2 separate regions of the Homo sapiens genome follow, and region 2 is linked to region 1. Evidence: read pairs that join two places in POLR2A ChIA-PET (ENCODE). Cell type or tissue: Caco-2. All regions are shown on one strand. Links, peaks and the distances in the headings refer to the core of each region. The heading gives the core; the rest is flanking DNA.

The links. ChIA-PET counts read pairs that join two places held together with the same protein. Peaks named below come from ENCODE experiments on the same cell type or tissue, not always from the same donor. Only the 100,000 strongest peaks of a DNase experiment are listed, where the experiment ranks them.
Region 2: POLR2A ChIA-PET joins it to region 1 with 5 read pairs; 6 of 35 experiments call an interaction of 5 or more read pairs at or near these places.

What each region holds. Positions count from the first base shown.
Region 1 is chr14:64,697,229-64,701,624 of GRCh38, reverse strand. No RefSeq gene overlaps it. Among named protein-coding and RNA genes, the nearest start is that of PLEKHG3, 5.0 kb to the left of the region's middle. In Caco-2, for the core only: no CTCF peak of the experiment used is centred there; a DNase peak (open chromatin) is centred at 2,584.
Region 2 is chr14:64,643,257-64,647,652 of GRCh38, reverse strand. No RefSeq gene overlaps it. Among named protein-coding and RNA genes, the nearest start is that of PLEKHG3, 59 kb to the left of the region's middle. In Caco-2, for the core only: no CTCF peak of the experiment used is centred there; DNase peaks (open chromatin) are centred at 1,972, 2,102 and 2,802.

The DNA.
Region 1 (4,396 bases), core at 189-4,188:
CAAAGCTTCCAGAGTTCCAAGTTGCATTTTAGCAACATTTCTCAAAAATGTGAGCCACATGCAACAAAGGAAAGAAAAAGATAAATTGGACTTCACCAAAATTTAAAACTTTTATGCATCAAAGGACATCAAGTGAAAAGACAACCCAAAAAATGGGGGGAAATTTTTGCAATTCATATATCTGATAAGAAACTTACGGAAATACATAAAGAACTCCTACAATTTAATAAAGGCAAATAACCCAGTTTAAAAATGGACAAAGGATCCGAATATACATTTCTCCAAAGAAAACATACAAATGGCCAATAAGCATGAGAAAAGATGCCCAATAGTGTTCGCCATCAGGAAAATGCAAATTAAAAACATAGTGAAATACCATTTCATACCCACTGGGATGCCGATAATCAAAGGCAGGTAATAATAAATGTTGGCCAGGATGTGGAGAAATTGAAACCCTCTTGCACTGCTGGCAGAAATGTAAAGTGGTGCAGCTGCTTTGGAAAACAGTCTGGCAGTTTCTCAAAAGGTGTTTCTTGGTTTTGTTTTTTTGAGACAGGACCTCACTGTGTCACTCAGACTGGAGTGCAGTGGCGCAATTCAACAGGTTAAACATAGATTTACTACTTGACTCCACAATTTCACTGCTAGCTATATACCTAGGAGAAACGAAAACACCTGTTCATACAAAAAGTTGTACACAACTGTTCATGGCAGCATTAATTCATGGCTAATACATAAAAACCAAAAAGTAGAAACAACCAGGCCAGGAGTGGTGGCTCACATCTGCATTCCCAGCACTTTGGGAAGCCAAGGTGGGAGGATCACTTGAGCCCAGGAGTTCAGGACCAGCCTAGTCAACATAACAAGACCCCACCCCACCTCTACAAAAAAAAAATTTTTTTTAATTAGCTGGGTGTTGTGGTGCTTTCCTGCAGTCTCAGTTACTTGGGAGGCTGAGGCAGCAGGATAGCTTGAGCCCAGGTCAGTGCTGCAGTGAGCTATGATCATGCCACTGCACTCTAGCATGGATGACAAGGCAAGACTCTGTCTCAAAAAAAAGAAAAACAACCTAAATGTTCATCAGCTGATGAATGAATAAACAAAATGTGGTGTATCTGTACAGTGGAATATTATTCAGCCATAAAAAGGAATGAAGTATTGATGCATAGATGAACACTGAAAACATTATAGTAAGTGAAAGAAGCCAGTCACAAAAGGTCAAATGCTGTATACTTCCGTTTATATGAACTCTCCAGAATAGGCAAATCCATACGGAGAGAAAGTAGATTCCTGGTTTCCTGGGGCTGGGGCTGGGATTGAGGAAAGTTAGAAGAAATAGGGAGAGACTGCTGACGGGTTCAGGGTTCTTTTTAGGAGTGATACAAATCTTGTAAAATATTCTGATGGTTGCACTACTCTGAATATACTAAAAAACTTTAAATGACCAATATAGTGAAACCCCGTCTCTACTAAAAATACAAAAAGTAGCCGGGTGTGGTGGAATGCACCTTTATTCCCAGCTACTCAGGAGGCTGAGGCAGGAGAATTGCTTGAACCCAGGAGGTGGAGGTTGCAGTGAGCCAAGATCGTGCCATTGCACTCCAGCCTGGGTGACAGAGCGAGACTCCCTCGTCTCCAAAAAAAAAAAAAAAAAAAAAAAAAAAAAAACCTTTAAATGGGAGGATCGTATGGTATGTGAAATATATCTCAATAAAACATTTTTTTTTTTTGAGAAGGAGTTTCGCTCTTGTCGCCCAGGCTGGAGTGCAATGGCACGATCTTGGCTCACTGCAACCTCCACTTCCCGGGTTCAAGCGATTCTTCCACCTCATCCTCCCAAGTAGCTGGGATTATAGGCACCGCCATCATGCCCGGCTAATTTTTGTATTTTTTCTAGAGGTGGGGTTTCACCATGTTGGCCAGGCAGGTCTTGAACTCCTGACCTCAGGTGATCCTCCCGCCTTGGTCTCCCAAAGTGCTGGGATTACAGGCGTGAGCCACAGCACCCGGCCGCATTTTTTTAATTTAATGTGAGCTACTACCCCCTGTTCCTGAGTATTGGGGGCTGCCTATAATCACAATCTATTACAATCTGCTGGAATCTTTGGTGGGCAGGACCCAGCTCTGTGTTTCACCAGAGCACACTGAATGAAGTTTGAGAAGCACTGTAACACAATGTCTCAGAAGACTCAGGGATTCAAAGCTTTAGGGCCCCAGACTCTCTGAAACTAGAAAAAAGGAGGGTTTGTAACAAACTTTGAAAGAACTGCGGCCTCTGGGGGAAGGGGATCCCCTTCCTGAAGTTCTGTATTAATAGCTTCTTTCCCCTAGTCTGGACTTCTTAGTGTCAGAAAAATCTGACATCAGAAAGGGGAAGAAGCTGTGGGGGAAGGGAAAAGAAGACTTCTCCCCTCCTTCCCTATACTGTTTACAGCCACTGCAGTGGGGAGCTCTTGAGGAAATGAGCTGTTTGTTTGCATTTGTGTCTACAATAGAAGCATTTGTCAATCTCTTGTGGTTTTTCAAGAACCTGGGAGCCCCATGTGAACGATTTCTGGAGATTGCTTATGTTCACCTTCGTTATCAGTAGATAAACTGGCAGTAGTCAGCATTTACAACACCTGAGACTAGGGAGTTGGCACGCAGACGCCTGCCTTTGATGATCTGGGGGTTAATTTTTACACAGGCGTGCTGTTTCTTCGCTGGCTTCGGGATGCTGGGCTGCTTTTCTATTTGCATCTCCACCTATAGGGAGATGAGGTATAAACATGGAACCATCATCTGTTTAATGCTAAAGCAAAAGATTTCCTGGGGTATGTGTAGACACTATTGGCTGAAATGGTGTTTTGATTGGTCTGTGGACTTCATAGATCAATGTTAATATCCCCAGAAGACTTTCCACCCCTACCTGAGATTTTCAGACCTGGATGTTCTGAAGAATCATGTGGAAAATGTCTGACTTGGGACCGATGTGGACCCAGGAATCTGTATTCATAATGGGCAGGTGATTCAGATGCAAAAGAGATAAATCCACAGTCCATACTTTGACAAACACTGGTGTGTATTCTGCGTGTCTATTCCCTTCTTGGTGCGTTCTCTTCCCCCACCGCCACCCGCAGATACAGAGGACTCAAAACCCTGCAATCCCTCCCAGTGCTCCAACTATAAAAGGGCATTGCTTTTAAGACCTCATGATGTTGAAATAAATCAAGCTATTATATTTAATCAGATGGAAGAGTTCCATCTTGATTCATGTGAAATGCTTCATCTTCAACACCTTGGTGACAAGCAGGGCAGGGCACATCTACCAAGTACTACACTTTAAGCCTCAGAAAACAAACTGAGAGCTTAATTAGCAGGTAATTGCCCAGTTACTTGCAGATGGAGGCACTTCTTCCTGACTGTAATTTTGGTTGTTGATGTTTTCCTCTTAGCCTTCTCTAGTTTGTTCAAAGAGGACAGGACAGCTGTGACCCCCAGATCTGCACAACCTTCTTTTGGTTTCTGTGCCAGGCCATACGGGAAACATGGGTTGGTTATAACCCGATTAGGGCAACTGGGACCTATTCCATCAGGTTTCCTAAGTCACCAGCAACTCCTCCTGGAAAAATGAGGAATTGGTCCAAGGGAGGATAAAGTAACTTTGTGCTTTCACTCGAACAGTGACTGAGCTCAAAGACCCCACATGGCCCCATCCTACTCTTGGCCTCCAGGCACTCCCATCAAAACCTCAATTGCCTTCATGAGTGGTACTTTGTGGAGGTCATCCTGGTTCACTATCTTTTCCACCTTCCTGCAACAAAGCTGCCATCTTCTCAGTCTTACAGGATTTCCAGGATCTCTTCTAATCCTGCGAGTCTTGGATTCTACCAGCTTAAGAAACCTCAAACTGGATCTTTCTGCTACAACAAGCTGTCTTTATCCTTGACCTCCAAGTTTATCTAGGGAGAAAAACCTGGCTTCATAAACCCTCCTTCAGATACCCTCATCCCAGGCCTGTGGCTGTCTTAGGTCTGCTGAGAAAATTAGGGGATAGAATGGTGACAGGAACAGGGCTAAGGGCTTCATAAGTATTCTCACCCCATCTTCAAAACAATCATTTGAGGCAGGTGATCATTCTCTCTCATTTTACAGATGAGAACATTGAGACTCAGAGAGGTTAAGTCACAGGTCCCAAGTCATGTGGTCCTTAATGGTAGAGTCAGGACATGACCCAGGACCCTCTGCAGCCTAAACCTATGCTCTTAGCCACCATTCTACCACCAAAATACCCCACCCCAGCTCCCAAGGAGCCAGCCACTAGGCCAGAGCAGAGAAGCTGGGAGTAACTGAAGCAAAATAAACCCAAAAAAGAAATGCCCCTACCTGGCATAATGGCTCACACCTGTAATCTCAG
Region 2 (4,396 bases), core at 115-4,114, 54 kb after region 1:
GCTCAGTCTGATTCGATTGACTTCTCATTCTACATCTTTCCACCCATCTCCCTTGGAAAGGGCAATGGGGCCTTTCCCACTTCACCTCATGTGGCCCAGACACTTAAAAATGCACTGCAGTTGGCCGGGCACGGTGGCTCACACCTGTAATCCCAGCACTTTGGGAGGCCGAGGCGAGCAGATCACGAGGTCAGGAGATCGAGACCATCCTGGCTAACACAGTAAAACCCTGTCTCTACTAAAAATACAAAAAAAATTTGCCGGGCGTGTTGGCAGGAGCCTGTAGTCCCAGCTACTTGGGAGGCTGAGGCAGGAGAATGGTGTGAACCCAGGAGGCAGAGCTTGCAGTGAGTGGAGATAGCACCACTACACTCCAGCCTGGGCGACAGAGCAAGACTCCATCCCAAAAAAAAAAAAAAAAAAAGCACTGCGGTCGAGATAAATGATGCAGTGAGGATTCAACCAGCCATATCCAGCATGTGGGGATTGCAGAGGACAAACGACCTGGTTTCTTTAACACATAAATGTAATTGAAAGAAGGCAAGGGGGTAAGGGAGAAATGACAACGGATTAAGAAATACTTAAGAGATATATCAACCAAATGCAATGTGAGAACTTTATTTAGATCAGGATGTAAAAAAAATAACTGTAAAAAGATATTTTTAAAGATATTGGGGGGCGCTGGGCGTGGTGGCTCACGCCTGTAATCCCAGCACTTTGGGAGACCGAGACGAGAGGACCACTTCAGCCCAGGAGTTCAAGACTAACCTGGGCAACATAGCGAGACCCTGTTTCTATTTAAAAAAAAAAAAAACACAAGATATTAGGGTAATTTGCAACACAGATTATAAATGAGATGAGGTGATGGAATTACTAATTTTGTTAGGCATGGTCATTTCATTATTGGTATGGTAGTTATAAAGTTCTTACCTGCTAGAGATGGAAACTTGAAGCCAGATGAAATAATATGATGTCTAGTATTTGCTTTAGGACTCTAAGCCTAGTGCAGTGGCTCACACCTGTAATCATGGCACTTTGGGAGGCTGAGGTGGGAGGATCGCTTGAGCCCAGGAATTGAAGACCAGCCTCAGCAATATAGCAAGACTCTGACTCTACTACTACTACTACTACTAATAATAATAATAAAAATTAGCCAGGTGTGGTGGTGCACACCTATGGTCCCAGCAATGACTCTAGTGTAGGGGCCAGCAAATTTTTTCTGTAAAGGACCGGATAGCAAATATTTTAGCTTTTGAGGGCCATATGGTCTCTATCATGACTGCTCAGCCTTGCTGTTGTGTTGCAAAAGCAGCTATGGAAAATACATAAGTGAATGGCATGGCCGTGTTGCAATAAAACTTTGTTTACAAGAACAGGAGGCAGGCTGGATTTGGCCCATGGGATTGTCATTTACCAATCCCAGCTCTACCGCAAAAAAAAAGGAGGGGGCAGATAGGTGAAAAAGATGTACAAAATGTCGATATTTGTTGAAGCCGGATGACTTAATACATGGTAGTTCATTTCACTATCTTCTCTATTTTTGTATGTTTGAATATTTCCGTACCTAAAAAATATTCAAATGCATGGAAGAGATCTTTTTGCAGAAAAAGGCCTTTCACCTCCCTCCTTCTCTCTTTATCTCCCCCACTTCTTTTACCTTTGCCTGTCATTTTCTCAGGGCTGTTTCAGATGCCCACTGGCACACACACTTGCACTTCAATGTATTTTCAAAATCAGAGTGAATGTCCTAGGCAGCCCCACTGCTGAGGAATGCCACAGAATTCTGCAGCAAACCCTTAGGATGGGGTCGCAGATGGTTTCCCAAGAGACTCCCAGGCCATTTCCTCTCCGAGTTTTATACCCTTGTAAACACTTTTCCTAAAATGGAGTTTCCAGTCCTGGGGGCTGAAGCAAACCGCCCTCAGGGAAGCACTGTTGTTTTCTTCTTTCTCAGCAGGAAACAGGAATGTCCTGGGGAGTGTTAGAAATTTACCAGACGGCTCTGGTGAAGGGCTGGGAACTTCAGCTGGAATTTGGAATATGGTCAGCATCTGGGAGTTCAAAGGAAAAAATGTGAAGCTATTCATCAGACTCCATAAATTCTCTTAAAAGTAGATCATTATAAAATAAAGAGGAGACACTAGGTCATGTTGTCAGGTTAAAGGAATTACGCACATCTCCCATGAAACTGCCCTGAATGCGTAGGCGGAGCACATATGTCATTTCAAATTGTGGGTGGCAGCTCTACTAAGGAAAGAACAGCCTTTAACCCTTCTTTTCCAAGATCCTTCAGGGCATGACGGGGCCTCTGCAAAAGCTGGCCCTACCCTGTCTTCCCCGTGCAGGAACTGGGTGCTCTCTACCTGTCCTTAGCATGTGCCTCTGCCCCCGCCTGGCAGTGGTACAGGAAAGGGGACCCAATCCAGACCCCAAGAGAGGGTTCTTGGATCTCACACAAGAAAGAATTCAGGGCAAGTCCATAGAGTAAAGTGAAGCAAGTTTATTAGGAAAGTAAAGGAACAAAAGAATGGCTACTTCATGGACAGAGCAGCCCCGAGGGCTGCTGGTTGCCCATTTTTTGTGTTTATTTCTTGATTACATGCTAAACAAGGGGTGGATTATTCACGCCTCCCTTTTTAGACCATATAGGATAACTTCCTGTCATTGCCATGGCATTTGTAAACCATCATGGCGCTGGTGGGAGTGTAGCAGTGAGGATGACCAGAGGCCAGTCTCGTGGCCATCTTGGTTCTGGTGAGATTTAGCCGGCTTCTTTACTGCAACCTGTTTTATCAGCAAGGTCTTCATGACCTGTGTCTTGTGCCGACCTCCTATCTCATCCTGTGACTAGAATGCCTAACCTTCTGGGAATGCAGCCTAGTAGGTTTCAGCCTTATTTTACCCAGCCCCTATTCAAGATGGAGTTGTTCTCGTTCGCATGCCTCTGACAGTAGGATCTTGCTCTCTCTAGTCACTTATCTAAGCTCAGCGTTCCATCTGAGTTCTAGCTCTTGTTGAAGGTAAGAGACCTTTCCTGTCCATGCCAGCTCCTGGTAGGCTCTCTTCTCATGAGCTTCTCCAGCACATTCTGATGGTACCATCTGTTATCACATAATGTGTTTTGCCCTATTTACCACCTAGGAGAATGAATGCTGGCTGCTGTAACAGATGATCCAAATTCTCAGTCGATTAACACAATAAAAGTTATTTTCACTCGTCACAATACAAGGTGACTGTTCCTGGCCAGGTAAGCCTCCCACATAGTCATTCAGGGTCCCCCAAGCTCTCTCTACTTTGTGGCTCCATCCTTTTCTAGGTCCTTGGAGTCTTGGCCGTTTAGTTGGCAGATGAAAAAAGACAGCATGAGGAAGGTACACTCATTTCTTTCGTAAAACACTTTGGGAGATTCATCCATACTGTGACGTGAAGCAACAGTTCATTCTCTTTCATTGCTGTATAATATTCCATTGCATGAACATACCATGATTTATTCATTCATTCTACTACTAATGGGCATTAGGTTGTTTTCCGTTTTAAGCTATTATCAATAAAGCTATTATGAATGTGTCTTTTGGTGCACGTACGTGTACATTTCTGTTGGGCATGTACCTAGAAGTAGAATTCCTGGGTCATAGGGCATACATATGCAAAGATTTGGTATATGTTGGCAAATAGTTTTCCAAAGTGATTAGACAAATCCACATGCCCGTCAGCATTGCATGAGACTTCCAGTTGCTCCACCTCCTTGCTGACACTTGGTATTGTCTCTTTTTCATTTAGCTATGCTGGTATGGCTGCAGTGATGTCTCCTTGTGGTTTTAACTTGCATTTTCCTAATGACTAATGTTATTGAGGACTCTTTTAATAGGTTCATTAGCCATTTTGATATTCTGTTTTGGGAATTTCCTGTCCAAGGCTTTGGCCTACTTTTCTATTGGGAAGTCTGTTCTTTTCTTATTGGTTTGAAGAAGTTATTTATATATTCTGGATATGAATTCTTTGTCAAGTATATGTATTGCAGATATACTCTCATACTCTGGAGCTTTCCTTTTCACTCTCTACATGGTATTCTTGATAAACAGAAGTTTTGAACGTTAACAAAATTATGAAATGTCAATCTTTTCTTTTATGGTTAGTATTTTTTTGTGAACCATTCAAGAAATCTTTGTCTACCTCAAGGTCATGAAGATATTCTATGTTATCTTTTAGAAGCTTTATTATTTTGCCTTTCACATGTAGGTCTATGATTTATCTGTAATTTATTTTTGCGTTTGATATGATGTAGAGATCAAGGTTTGTTTTTTCCTGGTTGAATAACACCATTCTTCCTCCCACTTCATTGCAGTGGGAACTTTGTTGCAAATTAGGTGACTGTTTATGTGTGGGTCCATTTGGG